7 separate regions of the Homo sapiens genome follow, and regions 1, 2, 3, 5, 6 and 7 are each linked to region 4. Evidence: chromatin contacts called from ENCODE Hi-C or POLR2A ChIA-PET data. All regions are on one chromosome and are shown on one strand. Each heading gives the region's core, a stretch centred on a gene start or an enhancer-like site at or near the end of the contact. The rest is flanking DNA. Distances are from core to core; before and after follow the strand shown.

Region 1 (2,700 bases), core at 115-2,614, 1.9 Mb after region 4:
GAAACTGGAAATTTAGTATTTTACTGCAAGCCAGAGTTAGGCTGGAGGAACAGGGGATGAGGGGTGGACTTGAGGCCCTGCTTGAGACACATGTAAAAAATTCAGGGAAAAATCGTCCCCTTTTGAGTGTGAGAAAAATTAAGTGGCAGGCAATTAGATTGAGGTGGCTCTAGTCCTCGGATTTCTACTTCTAAAAATAAAAATCTAAACTCAAGAGCATTTTTTGGTAAATTACTACATTGGCAGAAGCAAAATTTAGGCTTAAGCAACTATAAACTGCCAATTAAGCTCTGATTACATAAGAAGGATATTTCCACCTAGATTGTAAAAATTAAGAAACTAGGCCAGGTGCGGTGGTTCACGCCTGTAATTCCAGCACTTTCGGAGGCCAAGGTGGGTGGATCACCTAAGGTCAGGAGTTCCAGACCAGCCTGGCCAACAAGGTGAAACCCCGTCTCTCCGAAAAATAAAAAAATTGGCCTGGTGTGGTGGCAGGCGCCTGTAATCCCAGCTACTAGGGCTGAGGCAGGAGAATCGCTTGAACCCGGAAGGCAGAGGTTGCGGTGAGCCGAGATCACGCCACTGCACTCCAGCCCGCGCGAGAGAGCAAAACTCCTTTTCAAAAAACAAAACAAAACAAAACCTACATAACTGTACCTAGCAAATTACTGAATTTGGTTTTCTTTACCATGAACCTTATAAAAATATCTCCTTCAAGGCCTTTCATAGACCACAAATTACAAACCATAGCTGGGTGCTCTACAATGTTTGAATCACTCTTTGATTAAATTATTTAATCTTTTCGCGGTGACGCCCATAAATTTTTAATAGAAAAAAAGAGGCCCTGGGAACCCCACGGACTAAAGTGCTTCCTATTCATGAGCCAGCACCTCCAGTCAGGATTCTCCCCTGACGACCCTCCCGTGATCCCTGCACAATCTGGGAGAGACGCGGCGCTGCGGGAGCAGAGCTGCCCAGAGAGGGCTCCAGGCCAGGACACAGTCACTGGGCAGGGAAGAGACAGGACGCCCGGAGCCCGCCTGTCAACGCAGCCGCCATCTTATCGCTGAAGGGGACTGAGGCCGAGCTGGGCAAGGAGAACCCGGGCACGGATTGTGGAGCTGACTGAAGGAAGGCCTGAGGCTCGCCACAGCCGCATCCCACCGGTTTCAACGAGCCCCGTTCCCTCTCTCGGGACGTCGCACCTGGCAGTCTCACCATTTCTAGGCTTCCAGGGGTTCCTGGCATCTTAGCTGTGGCTCTCCAATACCTGCAGGTCACAGGGCCACACAGGCTGGGCCTCCTGGAGCAGAGGACACAGAGCAGTGAAGTCGAGACCTGGAAACTCCGGCGGCAGCGAGAGACAAAGGCCCAGCCACATCCCGGAAGCCGCCCTGTCCGCTCCAGCTTTGTGCCTGATTGGACAGTTCCCAGCCCAGCGTCCCTGATTAGATAACGTTTAAGGCCCCGCCTTCTCAGGCCCTGAGTGACAGAAGATGTGATCAGACACTGGGCTGAATGAAGAAAGAGTGACAGCGTAGGCTGCAGCCTTTTCAGGCAGGGCTTCCTCAGCTCAGCCAGGCCCACCTCAGAGCATGGGAAAATCCTCTCTCTTCTTTGCTCTCTTTCAATGTATTCAAAATGTGAACAAAAATATTTGATGTATATTAATAATACATAAAATTTTTGTTCCAGAGAAAATCAACTTTTACTTTATTGTGTATTATCAATAATAAAGCTAATTTGATAAAACATTGTAAGTCTCTCAGCCGGGCGCCGTGGCTCACACCTGTAATCCCAACACTTTGGGAGGCCGAGGCAGGTGGATCTCCTGAGGTCAGGAGTCCGAGACCAGTCTGGCTAACATGGTGAAACCCCATCTCTACTAAAAATACAAAATTATTGAGCATGGTGGTGCGTGCCTGTAATCCCAACTACTCGGGAGGCTGAGGCAGGAGAATTGCTAGAACCCGGGAGGCCAAGGTTGCAGTAAGCCTAGATCGCGCCAATACATTCCAGACTGAACAATAAGAGTGAAATTCCATTTCAAAAAAATGAAAAATAAAATATAAAAATTAGCTGAGCATGGTGGCACACGTCTGTAATCCCAGCTACTCCGGAGGCTGAGGCAGGAGAATCGCCTGAACCCGGGAGGCGGAGGTTGTAGTGAGTTGAGATCATGCCACTGCACCCCAGCAAAAAATAAAAATAAAAATACATTAAAATTTTTTTGACCTCTCTAGATTTTTATACATATTTTATGATCTCTTATAATTTTTTAATTTTTTTTTTTTGAGACTGAGTCTTGCTCTGTGGCCCAGGCTGAAGTCCAGCGGCACGATCTCGGCTCACTGCAACCTCTGCCTTTCAGGTCCAAGGGATTCTCCTCCCTCAGCCTCTGGAGTAGCTGGGATGACAGGTGCACCACCACACCTGACTAATTTTTTGTATTTTTAGTAGAGATGCGGTTTCACCATGTTGGCCAGGCTGGTCTCGAACTCCTGGCCTCAGGTGATCCACCTGCCTTAGCCTCCCAAAGTAGTGGGATTACATGGGTAAGCCATGATGCCGGTCCATTGTTTAACTTTTTATATTTCATTTTAATCTACATTATTTTTACTTTTTCAATTTGAAGGAACCTTTAAGTAATTTCAAAGCAGACAAATGTTTCTAACTTTCTTCATCAAAAGCATATTTTGC
Region 2 (2,700 bases), core at 183-2,682, 1.4 Mb before region 4:
TGACTGGTCTCAAGGAACACAGAAAGGTCAACTTGTTTTTGTGATTGTCTATTGTTTTTCTTTTTCTTTCTTTCTTTTTTTTTTTTTTTTTTGAGACGGAGTCTCGCTCTGTCGCCCAGGCTGGAGTGCAGTGGCGCGATCTCGGCTCACTCCAAGTTCCGCCTCCCAGGTTCACACCATTCTCCTGCCTCAGCTTCCCGACTAGCTGGGACTACAGGCGCCTGCCACCAGGCCTGGCTAATTTTTTGTATTTCTAGTAGAGACGGGGTTTCAGCGTGTTAGCCAGCATGGTCTTGATCTCCTGACCTCGTGACCCGCCCGCCTCAGCCTCCCAAAGTGCTGAGATTACAGGCGTGAGCCACCGCGCCCGGCCTTGTCTATTGTTTTTCAATAACGAATGTATAGGAATAGATTGAATAGATTGACATAGAGATTTCTCTAAAATAGCACTGGATGAACGCCTCAAGGGGCTCACACAACCTCTTCCAGGACTTGGTGACCATTGTTTGTGTCCACGTTCAATTGAGTTCAAATTAAATATTTAACTTTTCCTCCACAAATTCCCCTGTCTTGATGAATTGGTTTTGTCTGGGCAAAGGGCAAGGTAAACTCCTTGGGCGGTTACACAACCTCCACCTCCTAGGTTCAAGAGATTCTCCTGCCTCAGCCTTCGGTGTAGCTGGGACTACAGGTGTGCACCAGCACGCCCAGGTAAGGTTTTGTATTTTTAGTAGAAATGGGGTTTCACCGTGTTGGCCAGGGTGGTCTTGAACTCCTGACCTCAAGTGATTCGCCCTCTTTGGCTTCCCAAAGTGCTGGAATTACAGGCGTGAGCCACCGCGCCTGGCCCTAAATGATTTCCTTTCTGTCTCCTATAACAGTTTGAAATTACTTAAAAGTTGTTTCAAATTGAAAAAATAAAAAGAATGTAGATAAAAATAAAATATAAAAAGTTAAAAAAATTACATTAGATTACAAAATATATATGATGTATATGTAAGTCTCGAGAGGTCAAAAATGACAAATTTGATTTACTTACAAGGTTTTATTAAAATTAGCTTTCGTATTGATAATACACTATTACCAAAGTAAAAGTTTTCTCTTGAACAAAAATTTTTTGTATTATTAATATGACAGCCAAATACTTCTGTTCACCTTTTGAATACATTCAAAAAGAGAAAGAGTAAAAAAGAATTTTCCCATGCTCTCCGGTGGGCCTGGCTCAGCTCAAGGAGGAAGCCCGGCCTGAAAAGGCTGCAGCTGAGGCTGTGACTCTTTCTTCACTCAGCCCAGCATGTGATCACATCTTCTGTCACTCAGGGACTGAGGAGGCGGGGCCTTAAGCATTATCCAATCAGGGACGCTGGGTTGGAAACCGTCCAATCATGCAGGCAGCTGGAGCGAAGAGGAAGGCTTTCGGGTTTGGCGCGGCCATTTGTCTCTTGCTGCAGCTGGTGCTCCAAATCTGGTCTTAGCTGCTTCGTGTCTTCTTCTCCAGCCTCTGTGGCCCTGTGACCTGCAGGTATTGGGAGATCCACAGCTGAGGGACCCCCGGAAGCCTAGAAATGGTGAGAGTGCCTTTCCAGCATTCCGAGAGAGGGGAGGGACTGGTTGGAACCGATGGGAAGTGGCTGTGGCGGGACTTAGGCCTCCCCGCAGTCAGCTCCACAATCTGCGACCGACTTCTCCTTGCCCAGTTCGGCCTCAGTCCCCTTCAGCCATAAGATGGCAACAGCGCCGACAGCCGGGCCCCGCGGCGTCCTGTCTCTTCCCTGCCCTGGCCTGGAGCCCTCTCTGGGCAGCTCTGCACCCACAGCGCTGCGTCTCTCCCAGATTGTGCAGGGAGCACGGGAGGGTTCTCGGGGGAGAATCCTGACTCGGGGTGCAGGTTCATGAATGGGAAGAGCTTTGGTCCATGGGGTTGACAGTTTCTCTTTTCTCCTATTAAAAACTTATGGGGCCGGTCGCTGTGGTTCATGCCTGTAATCCCAGCATTTTGGGAGGTCGAGGCGAGCGGATCACTTGAGGTAAAGGGTTGTTAGTACAACGTAGTTCTTCTTCAAAGACGCAACTTCCTGGTCATAAGTTGGAAAAGTTGTAAATCACCCCTACCCCTTCTTCTCCCTTCTCCTTTTCTCACAAATCGCGCATTACCCGATTTGGAAAAAGCTTGAGTGTAAGCCAACCGGGATCAGCTTAGATTGTGCGGTCTGACCCCAGCCAATGGAGGGAAAACAAAAACAGAACTGCATTAGGGCTAATAACCCCTTCCCGGCCAGGCGCGGTGGCTCCTGCCTGTAATTTCAGCACTTTGGGGCGCCGAGGCGGGCGGATCACGTGGTCAAATTTCTAGACCAGCCTATCCAACGTGGTGAAACCTCTCTCTACTAAAAATACAAAAATTAGCCTGGAGTGGTGCCAAGCGCCTGTAATCCCAGCAACTTGGGAGGCTGAGGCCCGAGAATTGCTTGAACTCGGGAGGCAGAGGTTGCAGTGAGCTGAGATCCCTCCATCGCGCTCCAGCATGCGCGACAGAGGGAGAGTCCTCAAAAAAAAAAAAAAAAAAAAAAGTAAGCATCTTAAAATTTCCATCCTTTATGTAAACACTGTGTTTTAGTAACTTCACTGTATTTTCCAACACTTAGTTTCAAAAACCCAGTGAATAACTCTGGCATGGAAATTAAAGCTTGAACCTAGTGA
Region 3 (2,719 bases), core at 94-2,593, 1.6 Mb before region 4:
TTCTCTTATAGTTGTAATAGGTGTACTAATTCTTGTTGGGTGTTGTGTCATACCATGCATCTGTGGGCTAGTACAAAGACTTATAAAAACGACACTTACGAAAACCTCCCTTAGTTCTCCTCCACCTTATTCAGATAAACTTTTCCTTTTAAAAGATCAAGTCAAACAACAAAGTAAAGGTATGTTTAAAAAGTTTTAAAAAGCGTGTGGTCGCAGTGGCTCACGCCTGTAATCCCAGCACTTTGAGAGGCTGATGCGGGCGGATCACCCGAGGTCAGAAGTTAGAGACCAGCCTGACCAATATGAAGAAGCCCCATCTATACTAAAGACACAAAATTAGCTGGTCGTGGTGGCACATGCCTGTACTCCCAGCTACTCGGGAGGCTGAGGCAGGAGAATTGCTTGAACCTGGGAGGCAAATGTTGTAGTGAGCCAAAATCGTGCCATTGCACTCCAGCCTAGGCAGCAAGAGCAAAAACTCCATCTCAAAAAAAAAGGTTTTTTTTTAATTATAAAAATTAAAAGGGGGAAATTGTAAAATACAATAAAATTCCTCTTCAAAGGTTTAGTCTTAACTTTCTTGTTCTTTGTTCTCAAACTCAACTTGCTTGTTCTCCATGCCTCCTTGCCCCTAGTTACTGTAACAACCTTCCTTCCCAACAGCTCTAATCAATAATTCACATCTGTTCCCTTGATTACTCACTCTGCAGCCTTCCCACCCTTCAAAACCACACGTCCCACCACTGTGACTTATACATGCCCCTTCCCTTCCTTATTTGGAAAAATATTTACAAATAGCCAATCGGGTCAGTTTAGATTGTGGGGTCCGACCCTAGCCCATGGGGGAGTAACACAGAGGAAGAGACTTTACGTTAAAAATAAAAACCCCTTCCCTCCTTTGTTCAGGGTGCTCTTGCGATCGTGATTAATGCAAACAAAAACCTTTTGCAGAAGTAAATTGCCTTACTAAAAAAACTTTTGCCTGAGTACTGGTTTCACTTTGCGACACCAAACACTTTACTTCCAACGGTATTATTAATATGACAACGAAATACTTCTGTTCACCTTTTCAATACATTCAAAAAGAGAGAGTAAAAAAGAGAATGTTCCCATGCTCTGGGGTGGACGTGGCTCAGCTCAGAGAGGAAGCCCTGGCTGAAAAGGCTGCAGCTTAGGCTGTTACTCTTCTTCACTCAGCCCAGCATGTGATCACATCTTCTGTCACTCAGGTCCTGAGGGGGCGGGACCTTAAGAATTATCCAATCAGGGACGCTGGGCTGGAAACGTCCAATCAGGCAAGCAGCCGGACCGAACAGGGCGGCTTCTGGTTTGGCGGGTCCTTTGTCTCTCGGTGCAGCCGGAGCTCCAGGTCTCCTCTTCACTACTCTGTGTCCTGTGCTCCTACAGGCCCAGCCTCTGTGGCCCTGTGACCTGCAGGTATTGGGAGATCCACAGCTAAGACACCAGGACCCCTGGAAGCCTAGAAATGGTGAGAGTGCCGGTCCGACATCCCAAGCGACGGGGAGGGGCTGGTTGGAACCGGTGGAAAGTGACGGTGGCGGGACTCAGGTATCCCCTTAGTCAGCTCCACAATCTGCGCCGGAGTTCTTGCCCAGCTCGGCCTCGGTTCCCTTCAGCCATAAGATGGCGGCTGCGCTTATAGCGCAGCCCCCAGGCGTCCTGTCTCTTCACTGTGCGGTGACTGTGCCCTGGCTTGGAGCCCTCGCTGGGCAGCTGCGCACCCGCAGAGCCGCTTCTCTCCCAGATTGTGCAGAGACCACGGGAGAGTCGTCAGGGGAGAATCCTGACTCGGAGTGCGGGTTCACGAATGGGAAGAGCTTTAGTGGGTTGGGTTCACAGTTTCTCTTTTCTCCTATTAAAAATTTATGGGGCTGGGCAAGGTGGCTCACTCCTGTAATCGCAGCAGTTTGGGAGGCCGAGGCGGGCGGATCACTTGAGGAGTTGTTAGGGCAGCTAAGTTCCTCTTCAGAGACTCAACTTCCTGGTCATAAGTTGTAAAAATTGTAAATCAACCCTACCCCTTCTTTTTCCCCATTCTCCTTTTCTCAAAACATCGCGCGTTTACCCTATATGGAAAAAGTTTGTGTCTAGCCCAACCAGGATCAGCTTAGATTGTGCGGTGGGACCTCAGCCAATATGGGAAGGACACAAAAACCGGAACTGCGTTAGGGTTAAATCCCCTTCCTGGCCCAGCGCGGTGGCTGATGCCTGTAATCCCAGCACTTTGTGAGGCCGTGGCGGGTGGATCACAAGGTCAGGAGTTCTAGGCCAGCCTGGCCAACATAGTGAAACCCCGTCTCTACTAAAAATACAAAAATTAGCCGGGATTGGTGGCAGGCGTCTGTAATCCCAGCTACTTGGGAGGCTGACGCACGAGAATTGCTTGAACCTGGGAGGCGAGGTGCAGTGAGCCGAGAGCTTGCCATTGTACTCCAGCCTTGGTGACAAAGTGAGACTCCGTCTTAAAAAAAAAATAGACATCTTAAAATTTCCTTCCCTTATGTAAATACTGTGTTTGAGTAATTTCACGGATTTTTCAAACACTGAGTTTCAAAAACCAAGTGAATAACTCTGACATGACAAAGCTTGAGCCTAGTGACTCCAAGCTAAGGCTAATATTAAGCCTAAAACAGAAGGTTTTTTTTTTGGACAGAGTTTTGCGTTTTGCTCTTGTTGCCCAGGTGGAGTACAGTGGCGC
Region 4 (2,700 bases), core at 83-2,582:
CAGGCGTGAGCCACCGCGCCCGGCCTTCTTCATATCTTAAAGTTAGAGGTTAAGACTGTGGACAGACCCAAAGACATAGAGTTTTCTTCTCCTGTCTCCTGTGGCCCCAGAATTTTTTGTTCACTGTCTGATCTCTGGATGAAAGGTGGACAACAGGTGGCAAAGAGTGGTCTACCTGTGGTTATTTTATTTGTGCTGCCCTCTGCCCTTGCTATGGCCACTATCTATCGCACCCTCAGAACCGAAGATAGATGTTAGTAGAGAGAGGCTGTCTCCTCACCTCTGGCAGAAAAGGGATGTTCAGGGCCTCCACCCACCTGACATCAGAGCTGCACTTCAACGTGGTGGCTGTTGGCCATGTGTGGCTCCTGGGTGCCTGGAATGTGCCTGGTCTGAACTGCAATTTGCTAGAAAAGTAAAATACAGAGTTGGTTTCGAAGATTTAGTTCCAAAAATATATATAGTGCCTTAATAATTACATATTGCTGTGACCCCAGAAAATCTGAGACATCAGTTAATTTAGAAAGTTTATTTTGCCAAGGTTGAGAACACGCCTATGACATAGTTTCAGGAAGTCTTGAGGACACCTGCCCAAGGTGGTCAGGGAACATATTGGTTTTATACATTTTAGGGAGACATGAGACATCAATCAATATATGTAAGAAGTACATTGGTTCAGTCTGAAAAGGTGGGACAACTTGAAGCAAAGGCAGGAAGACACGAAGCTGGAGGGAGCTTCCAGGTCACAGATAGGTGGACTCAAATTCTTTTGAGTTTCTGATTGGCCTTTAGTTCCCAGCTTGAGTTTTCCTTAGTAATTTTGGGGGCCCAAGATATTTTCCTTTCACATTGCTCACATATTAAAATTATAATACTTTAAACATATTGGGTTAGTTACATTATTACAATCAATTCCACGTGTTTCATGTTTCTTTTTAAAGTTTGGCTACTGGAAAATTAAAAATTCACATGTGGCTCACATTTTATTTCAGAGGACTGCCTCCTTTTTAAAATCTCAGGCTGCCTGCTCAAAGGACCAGAAGCTAGGAAGGTGATAAAAGCTAAAATTTAAAAGTAATTGTTATTATATTCTTTTCATTTGTGACTAGCCATATAGTATATTTATAAATGCATATGACCTTACACACAAGGTTCAATGCAAACACCCTCTAGGGTGGGCCTGGCTCAGCTCGGAGGAAAGCCTGCCTGAAAAGGCTGCAGCTAGGCTGTCACGCTTCATTCTGCCCAGCAACTGATCACCCTCTGTCACTCAGGGCCTGAGAGGGCGGGTCTTAAACATTATCCAATCAGGCACGCAGCTGGAGCGACAGGACGGTTTCCGGAATATGGCGGGGCGTTTGGCTCTTGCTGCAGCCAGAGCTCCAGGTCTCGTCTTCATTTCTGTGTCCTTTGTTCTTAGAGGCCCAGCCTGTGTGGCCCTGTGACCCGCAGATATTGGGAGATACACAGCTAAGACTCCAGGACCCCCTGGAAGCCTAGAAATGGTGAGAGTGCCGAGTCTGACATCCCCAGAGAGGGGGAGGGGCTGGTCGGAACCGTGAGAAGTGGCCGTGGCGGACTTAGGTCTCCCGGCAGTCAGCTCCACAATCTGCGCCCGGAATTCTCCTTGCCCAGCTCGGCTTCAGTCCCCTTCAGCCATAAGATGGCGACTGTGCTGACAGCCGGGCCCCGGGCGTCCTGTCTTCCCTCCGCAGTGACTGTGCCTGACGTGTAGCCCTGTCTGGGGAGCTCTGCACGCGCAATTCCGCAGTCTCTCCCAGATTGTGCAAGAACCATGGGAGGGGCGTCAGGTGAGAATAGTGACTCGGGATGCGGGTTCATGAGCGGGAAGAGCTTTGGTCCGTGGGGTTCCCAGTTCCCATTCTCTCCTATTAAAAATCTATGGGAGTGGCCGGGCGCGGTGGCTTATGCCTGTAATCCCAGCAGTTTGCTGGGAGGCGGGCAGATCACTGAGGTCCGGCATTCGAGAACAGCCTGGCCAACATGGTGAAACCCCCTCTCTGCTAAAAATACAAAAATTAGCCGGATGTGGTGGCAGGCATCTGTAATCCCAGCTATGTGGGAGGCTGAGGCACGAGAATCGCTTAAACCCAGGAGACCAAGATTGTGCCATTGCACTCCAGGCTGGTTGACACAATGAGACTATCTCAAACAAAAAAAAAAAAAAAAAAGGGGAGTCACTGCAAAATATTAAAGAATTTAATTAAAGAGTGGTTCTAAAATTGTAAAGCACCCAGCTGTGGGATGTAGTTTGTGGTCCTTTGGAGGAGCTTGAAGGAAAGACTTTGCGCATGGTACAAAAACGCAAATTCAGTTATTGGTTAGGTAGGGTTACGTAGTTTCTTAATTTCCATCTTCAGCTTACAAAATTTCCTGGTTATGTAATCAGAGCTTAATTCCAGTTAATAGTTAACCCTGTATTTGTTTTCCCCAGTGTAGTAATTTACAAAAAAAAAAGCATTTGAGTTAGTTTTTTGTTTTTTTTTTTTTTTTTTTGAGATGGAGTTTCCCTCTTCTTGCCCAATCTGGACTGCAGTGGCGCGATCTCGGCTCACTGCACCTTCCGCCTCCGTGTTCAAGTAATTCTCCTGCCTCAGCCTCCTGAGTAGCTGGGATTATAGGCAGGCACCACCACGCCCGGCTAATTTTGTATTTTTAGTAGAGACGGGGTTTCTCCGT
Region 5 (2,700 bases), core at 23-2,522, 1.7 Mb after region 4:
GCACCTTATCAAAGTCCTTCAAGCCCCTCTTATAAACCAAAAACTACAACCCATAGGGGTGCTCTAAAATTTTTGAACCACTCTTTGATTAAATTATTTAATATTTTTGCAGAGACTGCCTTTTTTTTTTTTTTTTCTAGACAGAGTCTTCTTACTCTGTCGCCCAGGCTGGAGTGCAGTGGCGCGATCTTGGCTCACTGCAACCTCCTCCCAGGTTCAAGCGATTGTCCCGCCTCAGCCTCCCGAGTGGCTGGGATTACAAGCATGCGCCACTATGCCCGGCTTTTTTTTTTTGAGACAGAGTCAAGCTCTGTCACCCAAGCTGGACAGCAAATGGCGTCAGCTCGCCTCACTGCAACCTCCGCCTCCCGGGTTCAAGCGATTTTTCTGCGTCAGCCTCCTGAGTAGCTGGGATTACAGGACCGCGCCACCACGCCCGGCTAATTTTTTGTATTTCTAGTAGAAACGGGGGTTTCACCATGTTGGTCAGGCTGGTCTCGAACTCCTGACCTCGTAATCCGCCCACCTCGGCCTCCCAAAGTGCTAGCATTATAGGCGCAGGCCACTGTGCCAGACTAATTTTTATATTTTTAGTAGAGATGGGGTTTCGCCATGTTGGCCAGGCTGGTCTCGAACTCCTGGCCTCGGGTGATCCGCCCGCCTCGGCCTCTCGAAGTGCTGGGATTACAGGCGTGAACCAAAGCGCCCGGCCTGCCATAAATTTTTAATAGGGGGAAAGATGAACTGGAAACGCAGCGGACTAAAGCCCTTCCCATTCATGAACCCGCTCCCCGAGTCAGGATTCTCCCCTGACTACCCTCCCTTGGTCCCTGCACAATCTGGGAGAGACGCTGCGCTGCGGGAGCAGAGCTGCCCAGAGAGGGCTCCAGGTCAGGGCACAGTCACTGGGCGGGGAAGAGACAAGACGCCCGGGGGCCGGCTGTCAGCGAAGCCGCCATCTTATGGCTGAAGGGGACTGAGGCCCAGCTGGGCAAGGAGAACTCAGGGCGCAGTTTGTGGAGATGACTGCGGGGAGGCCCGAGTCCGCCACAGCCACTTCCCACAGGTTTCAACCAGCCCCTCCCTCTCTCTCCGGATGTCGGAGCCGCCACTCTCACCATTTCTAGGCTTCCAGGGGAGGCCCTGGCGTCTTAGCTGTGGATCTCCCAATGCTTGCAGGTCAGAGGGCCACAGAGGCTGGGCCTCTAAGAGCAGGGGACACAAAGCAGGGAAGACGAGACCAAGCGCTCCAGCTGCAGCGAGAGACAAAGGCCCCGCCAAATCCCGGAAGCCGCCCTGTCCGCTCCAGTTGCGTGCCTGATTGGACGGTCCCCAGCTCAGGGTCCCTGATTGGAAAACGTCTAAGGCCCAGCCCCTTCAGGCCTTAAGTGACAGAAGACCTGACCAAACGCTGGACTGAATGAAGAAAGAGTGACAGCCTAAGCTGCAGCGTTTTCAGGCAGGGCTTCCTCCCTGAGCTTAGCCCACCCCGGAGGGTATTTGCATTTGACCTCGTGTATGAGGTTTCATGTATTTATAAATAACATACTATACGGCTATTCACAAATGAAAAATATATAATAACAATAATTTTAAAATTTCAGTTTTTATGATCTTCCTGGCTTCTGGCATTTGAGCAAGCAGCCTGAGACTTTTTTAAAAAGGCAATCCTCTGAAATAAAATATAAGCCACATGTGAATTTTGAATTTTCTAGTAGCCAACTTTAAAAAGAAACAAGAAAAAGGTGGAGTTGATTGTAACAATTTAACTTACCCAATATATCCAAAATATTATCAGTTTAATATGTGAGCAATAATTATATATGTATATACATGTATATGTATGTATATATGTATATATGTGTGTATATATGTATATATGTATGTGTGTATATATGTATATATATGTGTGTGTGTATATATATATACATATATATATATATATATATATATATATATATATATATCACTAAATCTTTGAAACTCACTCTGTATTTTACCATTCCAGCACATCGCAGTTTAGACCAGCGACATTCCAGGCACCCAGGAGCCACACGTGGCCAATAGCTGCCATATTGAAGTGCAGCTGCGATGTCAGCTGAGTGAAGGGCCTGGACATCAGAGGTGGGGGAAAGCCTCTTCCTACCAACATCTCTTCAGTTCCCAGGGTGGAACAGATAGTGGCCATAAAAGAGCAGAAGGCAGCAAGAATAAAATAACCACACATAGACCACTGCTGGCCACCTGTTGACCACCTTCCTTCCAGATTAAACAGTGAACAACAAGTGATGGGGTGACAGGAGAAGTAAACTCTATGTCTTCATATCTGTCCAGTCTTTTTTGAGACAGACTTTCACTCTTATTGCCCAGGCTGGAGTGCAGTGAAGTGCAATGGCAGGATCGCGGCTCACCACAACCTCCACCTCCCAGGTCCAAGCAATTCTCCTACCTCAGCCTCCCAAGTAGCTGGGATTACAGGCACGTGCCACCACACCCAGCTAATCTTTTGTATTTTTATTAGAGACAGGGTTTCTCCATGTTGGTCAGGCTGGTCTTGAACTCCCGACTTCCGGTGATCTGCCGGCTCCCACCTCCCAAAGTGCTGGAATTACAGACGTGACCCACCACGCCCGGCCTTTTTTTTTTTTTTTTGAGACAGACTTGCTCTGTCACCCAGGCTGGAGTGCAGTGGCACGATCT
Region 6 (2,700 bases), core at 132-2,631, 1.6 Mb before region 4:
CCTAAATGATTTCTTTCTATCTCCTATAACAGTTTGAAATTACTTAAAGGTTGTTTCAAACTGAAAAAATAAAAAGAATGTAGATATAAATAAAATATAGTTAAAAAATTACAGGAGATTACAAATTATATATGTAAATCTCGAGAGGTCAAAAATGACAAATTTTGTTTATTTACAAGGTTTTATTTATGTATTTATTCATTTTTGGAGACGCAGTCTCACTTTGTCACCCAGGCTTGAGTGCAGTGGTGCGATCTTGGCTCACCGCAACCTCTGCCTCCTGGGTTCAAGCCATTCTCCTGCCTCAGCCTCCTGAGTAGCTGGGACCACAGGTGCATGCCACCACGCCCGGGTAATTTTTTGTATTTTTAGTAGAGACAGAGTTTCACCGTGTTAGCCAGGATGGTCTCGATTTCCTGACCCAGTGATCTGCCCTCCTCAGCCTCCCAAAGTACTGGGATTACAGGCCTGAGCCACCGCACCTGGCTTTACAAGGTCTTATTAAAATTAGCTTTAGTATTGATAATACACTATTACCAAAGTAAAAGTTGACTTTCTCTTGAACAAACATTTCATGTATTATTAATATGACAGCAAAGTACTTCTGTTCACCTTTTGAATACATTCAAAAAGAGAGAGAATATGAGATAGAATTTTCCCATGCTCTGGGATGGGATGCTCAGCTCAGGGAGGAAGCCGTTTGAAAAGGCTCCAGCTAGGCTAGGCGCGGTGGCTCACGCTTGTAATCCCAGCACTTTGGGAGGCCGAGGCGGGCGGATCACCTGAGATCGGGAGCTCGAGACCAGCCTGACCAACACGGAGAAACCCTGTCTCTACTAAAAGTACAAAAAATTAGACGGGCGTGGTGAGGCATGCCTGTAATCCCAGCTACATGGGAGGCTGAGGTAGGAGAATCGCTTGAACCCGGGAGGTGCAGGTTGCGGTGAGCCAACATCGTGCCATTGCACTCTAGCCTGGGCAACAAGAGGGAAACTCCGTCTCGGTGGGGGGAAAAAAGAAAGAAAAGAAAGAAAGAAAGAAAGAAAGAAAAAGAAAGAAAGAAAGAAAGGAAAGAAAGAAAGAAAGAAAGAAAGAAAGAAAGAAAGAAAGAAAGAAAGAAAGAAAGAAAGAAAGAAAGAAAGAAAGAAAGAAAGAAAGAAAGAAAGAAAGAAAGAAAGAAAAGGCTGCAGCCTAGGCTGTCACTCTTTCTTCACTCAGCCCAGTATCTGATCACATCTGTCACTCAGCGGCTGGGGAGGCGGGGCCTTAGGCATTATCCAATGAGGGACGCTGGGCCGGAAACCGTCCAATCAGGCACGCAGCTGGAGCGAACCACATGGTTTCTGGGGGCCTTTGTTTCTCGCTGCAGCGGGAGCTCCAGGTTTATCCTCAGTGTTCTGTGTCCTGTGCTTATAGAGGCCCGTCCTCTGTGGCCGTGTGACCTGCAAGTATTGGGAGAGCCACAGCTAAACCCCGGGACCCCTGGAAGCCTAGAAATGGTGAGTGCCGGGTCCAACGTCCCGAGAGAGGGGAGAGGCTGTTTGGAACGGTGGGAAGTGGCTCTGGCGGGACTCTGCTTCCTCACAGTCAGCTCCACAATCTGCCGCCGGAGTTCTCCCTGCCCAGCTCGGCCTCAGTCCCCTTCAGCCATAAGATGGCGGCTGCGGTGACATCCGGGGCCCGGCACAGTGATTGTGCCCTGGCCTGGAGCCCTCTTTCAGCAGCTCTGCACCCGCAGCACCGCGTCTCTCCCAGATCATGCAAGGACCACGGGAGGGTCGTCAGGGGAGAATCCTGACTCGGTTCCCTGCGGGTTCATGAATGGGAAGAGCTTTGGTCCGTGAGGTTGTTAGAAACAAGCGCTTGGTGCCGCAAAACAACACAAAACAAAAAACTACCCAGCACTTAGAAAATTTCACAGGAAGGCATATTTACTTCTGAAGAAGAGTGCTGCTCGCGTCCGACCTGATCGCAAGAGCACACAGAAGAAAGGAAGGAAGGTTTTTTTTTTTTTTGAGGCGGAGTTTTGCTCTTGTGGCCCAGGCTAAAGTACAATGGCGCGATCTCGGCTCACTGCAACCTCCGTCTCCCGGGTTCAAGTGATTCTCCTGCCTCAGCCTCCCGAGTAGCTGGGGTTACAGGCATGCGTCACCACACCCGGCTGATTTTGTATTTTTAGTAGACATGCCGTTTCACCATGTTGGTCAGGCTGGTTTTGAACTCCCGAACTCAGTTGATCCGCCCGCCTCGGCCTCCCAGTTTGAAAGGGGTTTTTAACCCTAAACGCCGTTATTGCCTCTGTGTCCTTCCCCCATTGGCCGGGGTCTGACCTCACAATCTAGGCTGACCCGATTGGCTACTTTCCAAATAAGGAAGGGGTTCGGGTCGCAGATTGGAACAGGCGGTTTGGGTTGTTTACGGAGCGGGTGTCTAGGTACAAAGAGGTACAAAAAAGTTGGTCCTAAGAACAAGGAACAAGAAAGTTAGGCCCTTGAAGAGGAATCTATTATATCTGTCAGGGTTCACAGTTTCCCTTTTCTCCTATTAAAAATTTATGGGGCCGGGCGCGGTGGCTCACGCCTGTAATAACAACACTTCAGGAGGTCGAGGTGGATGGATCACTTGAGGTCAGGAGTTGAAGACCAGCCTGGCCAAAATGGGGAAACCCCATCTCTACTAAAAGTACAAAAATTAGCTGGG
Region 7 (2,700 bases), core at 161-2,660, 1.5 Mb before region 4:
AGGATGCATTGCCCTGTGAAGTTTCCAAAGTGGAACCTCAACCCAAAAACATTCTGATAAGGTGTCTGTGCCTAGGAAAGATTAAAGGGAGATTGGCACAAAGGTTTTTGTTTTTTGGTCTTTTTTTTTTTCATGGTGGAGTGTTGGGATTATTCTCTGCTTTCATCTCCTGTAAAATGTTTGCAAATGAAAAACAATTCTTTTTCTAAAAAGTGCCATCCGCTGCTCTTTGAAATAATGATCAATCAAAATACTGTGTCTGAAATGTACAAAAAAGGACTAATAGTTGATAATGTTGTGAATTAGAGAGGGGAAGTTGGTGTTGAAGAATGTCAGGAAAGAACTGAAAATTTAAAATTCAACTGCAAGTCAGAGTTAGGCTGGGGCAACAGAGTGGTAGCTTTGAGATTCTGTTTGTCACACATTTGGAAAATCCAAGAGAAAACCACTTCTGTGGAGTGTTAAATAAATAGCAGGCAGTTAGACTGAGGTGGCTCTAGTACCCTGAGTTCCTACATTAAAAAAAAAAAAAATCAAAGGCAAATACATTTCTTGTAAATTGCTACCTTAGGGGGAAACAAAATTCAGATTTTTCAGATTTAAGCAACCACAAACCTTCAATTAACTTCTGATTACATAACCAGGCAATGACAACCTGAATAGTCTAAATAAGATGACTACATAACTGGAACGAGTCAGTTACTGAATTCGGTTTGCTTCATCCTGCACTTTATAAAAAACTTTCCTTCAAGCTCTTCGGCTGGACCCCCAACCACAAACCGTGGCTGGGTGCTCTCTGAGCATAAATCACTGTTAACTTCAATAAGTTTTCAACATTTTAAAGGTGACTCCCATAGTTTTTAAACAGGAGAAGGAAAAGACTGAGGACCCCCGGGATCACAGCACTTCCCACGCACAAACCACACACGGGGTCTGGACTCTGCCCTGAGGACGCTTCCATTGTCCCCGCAGTCGGGGCAGACGCAAGAACGCGCGCGGCTCTTCCCAGGGTGGGCTCCGGGCGGGAAGCGGGAGAACGGAACGGGATGCCCGCCCAGGGTCCCGGCTGCTGGCCCACCTCGCATCCTGTGCCCGGAGGTGATCGACGGCCGAGCTGTGCCTGCCGGGGACTCCAGTCCGCAGACTCCGGAGCTGACAGCTGGGAGGCCCCAGTCCCGTCACTGCCGGTTCCGGCCGGTTTCAACCAGCCCTGCCCCCACCTCGGGATGCGCGGCCTGGCACACTCACCATTTTTCGGCTTCCGGGATGTCGTGGAGTCTTAGCTCTGGATCTCACAGCATCTGCAAGTCAGAGGGCAACAGAGGCTGCGACAGTCACCGGGAACTACTAGAGCAGAGGATACTAAGCAATGAAGATGGACCCTGAGCTCTGGCTGGAGCGAGACAAAGGCCCCGCCAGCTCCAGGACACCGCCCCCTCTACCTTGGCTGCGCACCTGATTGGACAGTTCCCACTCTAGCGCCCATGATTGGATACAGTTCCATGCCCCGCCCCCTCAGGTCATGAGTGACAGGAGGCGTGATCTGAGAATGTGTTGAATAAGGCAAGAGTTACAGGTTTTTCCTGAACCCTTTTCTGGCGCGCTTCCTTCCTGAATTGGAAACTGGCCCTTCCTGGGGAACATTTGCATTTAACTTTGTATATAAAGTTATCTTTATTTGTGAATAGTATACATATGTTATTCACAAATGGAAACAATATAATGACAATTATTTTAAAATCTCAGATTTCATCATTTTCCTAGCCTCCAGTCTTTTGAGCAGGCAGCCTAAGATGTCGCAAGGGAGGCAATTCTCTAAGAAATAAACTGTGAAGCACATATGAATTTTACATTTTCTAGTAGCCACATTTTAAAAAAGAAACCAGGCGTGGTAGCCTGTGCCTGTAGTTCTAGCAACTAGGGAGGCTGAGGCGGGAGCATCACTTGAGGCCAGGAGTTTTAAGACCAGCCCGGGCAACATAGCGATGATCCCATCTCTACAAAAAATAATTAAAAATTTAGCCAAGTCTGGTGGTGCACGCCTGCAGTCCTAGCTACTCAGAAGGCTGAGGCGGGAGGATCACTTGACCCTGGGAGACCAAGACTGCAGTGAGCCACGATCACACCATTGCACTACAGCCGGGGTGACAGAGTGAAACCAAGTTTAAAAAAAAAAAGATCTCTGAAGAAGGCATTTTCTCTTTCTGCAATTTAGCCAAGCAGCTGAGTATGTCTTGAAGTCATCTTCTAATTTTTAACAGGGCAAGGATGTTTTCTAAAACCCCAGTCTCCAGAGTTGCCATGGGGCAAATCCCGGCAGCATACATGAAAATCACTCACAGCTAATGCATTCTTCATCAGATCCAGTGCTTCTTACCCCTGGCAAATAAAAATCACCTGCGGGGTTGGGAGCGGTGGTTCACGCCTATAATCTCAGCATTTTGGGAGGCCGAGACGGGCGTATCACCTGAGGTCAGGAGTTCGAGACCAGCCTGGCCAACATGGTGAAACCCCCATCTCTACTAAAAATACAAAAATTAGCCGGGCATGGTGGCACACGCCTGTAATCCCAGCTACTCGGGAGGCTGAGGCAGGAGAATGGCTTGAACGTGGGAGGCGGAGGTTGCAGTGAGTCGAGATCGCGCCATTGCAGAGTGAGACTTCGTGGGGAGGGTGGTGGTGGCGGCGGGGGGTGTGGAG

The links. A loop is a pair of places that touch in the nucleus more often than their neighbours do. ChIA-PET counts read pairs that join two places held with the same protein, here RNA polymerase II (POLR2A). Pooled maps may share reads with other maps.
Region 1: a loop to region 4 is called in a map of B cell, with 9 times the contacts of the local background. The contact joins the promoter of ZNF91 here to the promoter of ZNF429 in region 4. A Hi-C loop is called at or near these places in 1 of 168 maps with a recorded cell type or tissue (B cell) and 6 of 50 pooled maps. POLR2A ChIA-PET finds 5 or more read pairs at or near these places in 3 of 52 experiments (CD4-positive, alpha-beta T cell, activated naive CD4-positive, alpha-beta T cell and naive thymus-derived CD8-positive, alpha-beta T cell).
Region 2: a map of naive thymus-derived CD4-positive, alpha-beta T cell shows a loop between it and region 4 (7-fold over the local background). The contact joins the promoter of ZNF90 here to the promoter of ZNF429 in region 4. A Hi-C loop is called at or near these places in 1 of 168 maps with a recorded cell type or tissue (naive thymus-derived CD4-positive, alpha-beta T cell) and 6 of 50 pooled maps. POLR2A ChIA-PET finds 5 or more read pairs at or near these places in 1 of 52 experiments (activated T-cell).
Region 3: a loop to region 4 is called in a pooled map, with 6 times the contacts of the local background. The contact joins the promoter of ZNF93 here to the promoter of ZNF429 in region 4. A Hi-C loop is called at or near these places in 8 of 50 pooled maps. POLR2A ChIA-PET finds 5 or more read pairs at or near these places in 4 of 52 experiments (GM12878, PC-9, activated CD4-positive, alpha-beta T cell and 1 more).
Region 5: a loop to region 4 is called in a pooled map, with 6 times the contacts of the local background. The contact joins the promoter of ZNF724 here to the promoter of ZNF429 in region 4. A Hi-C loop is called at or near these places in 1 of 37 single-sample maps with no recorded cell type and 9 of 50 pooled maps. POLR2A ChIA-PET finds 5 or more read pairs at or near these places in 2 of 52 experiments (HepG2 and activated T-cell).
Region 6: a pooled map shows a loop between it and region 4 (10-fold over the local background). The contact joins the promoter of ZNF253 here to the promoter of ZNF429 in region 4. A Hi-C loop is called at or near these places in 6 of 50 pooled maps. POLR2A ChIA-PET finds 5 or more read pairs at or near these places in 4 of 52 experiments (A673, BJ, activated naive CD4-positive, alpha-beta T cell and 1 more).
Region 7: a map of CD8-positive, alpha-beta T cell shows a loop between it and region 4 (2.7-fold over the local background). The contact joins the promoter of ZNF682 here to the promoter of ZNF429 in region 4. A Hi-C loop is called at or near these places in 1 of 168 maps with a recorded cell type or tissue (CD8-positive, alpha-beta T cell) and 5 of 50 pooled maps. POLR2A ChIA-PET finds 5 or more read pairs at or near these places in 2 of 52 experiments (CD4-positive, alpha-beta T cell and naive thymus-derived CD4-positive, alpha-beta T cell).

What each region holds. Positions count from the first base shown.
Region 1 is chr19:23,394,107-23,396,806 of GRCh38, forward strand. It overlaps ZNF91 (zinc finger protein 91), which reads right to left and starts at 1,365. Exons shown (of 4, transcript NM_003430.4): 1 at 1,219-1,365. The coding sequence starts at 1,248. RefSeq lists an enhancer at 767-1,635.
Region 2 is chr19:20,076,568-20,079,267 of GRCh38, forward strand. ZNF90 (zinc finger protein 90) reads left to right here and starts at 1,433. Exons shown (of 4, transcript NM_007138.2): 1 at 1,433-1,568. The coding sequence starts at 1,566. RefSeq lists an enhancer at 1,376-1,855.
Region 3 is chr19:19,899,603-19,902,321 of GRCh38, forward strand. It overlaps ZNF93 (zinc finger protein 93), which reads left to right and starts at 1,344. Exons shown (of 4, transcript NM_031218.4): 1 at 1,344-1,489. The coding sequence starts at 1,487. RefSeq lists enhancers at 1,314-1,913, 1,448-1,997, 2,546-2,719.
Region 4 is chr19:21,504,270-21,506,969 of GRCh38, forward strand. ZNF429 (zinc finger protein 429) reads left to right here and starts at 1,333. Exons shown (of 4, transcript NM_001001415.4): 1 at 1,333-1,505. The coding sequence starts at 1,503. RefSeq lists enhancers at 1,114-1,716, 1,332-1,651, 1,662-2,021, 1,717-2,318.
Region 5 is chr19:23,249,122-23,251,821 of GRCh38, forward strand. ZNF724 (zinc finger protein 724) reads right to left here and starts at 1,273. Exons shown (of 4, transcript NM_001355404.2): 1 at 1,119-1,273. The coding sequence starts at 1,121. RefSeq lists an enhancer at 894-1,183 and a silencer at 1,314-1,373.
Region 6 is chr19:19,864,501-19,867,200 of GRCh38, forward strand. It overlaps ZNF253 (zinc finger protein 253), which reads left to right and starts at 1,382. Exons shown (of 4, transcript NM_021047.3): 1 at 1,382-1,499. The coding sequence starts at 1,497. LOC124904664 (a long non-coding RNA gene) reads right to left here. Exons shown (of 4, transcript XR_007067169.1): 1 at 1,936-2,700. RefSeq lists an enhancer at 1,413-1,842.
Region 7 is chr19:20,038,095-20,040,794 of GRCh38, forward strand. It overlaps ZNF682 (zinc finger protein 682), which reads right to left and starts at 1,411. Exons shown (of 4, transcript NM_033196.3): 1 at 1,249-1,411. The coding sequence starts at 1,251. RefSeq lists an enhancer at 1,181-1,757.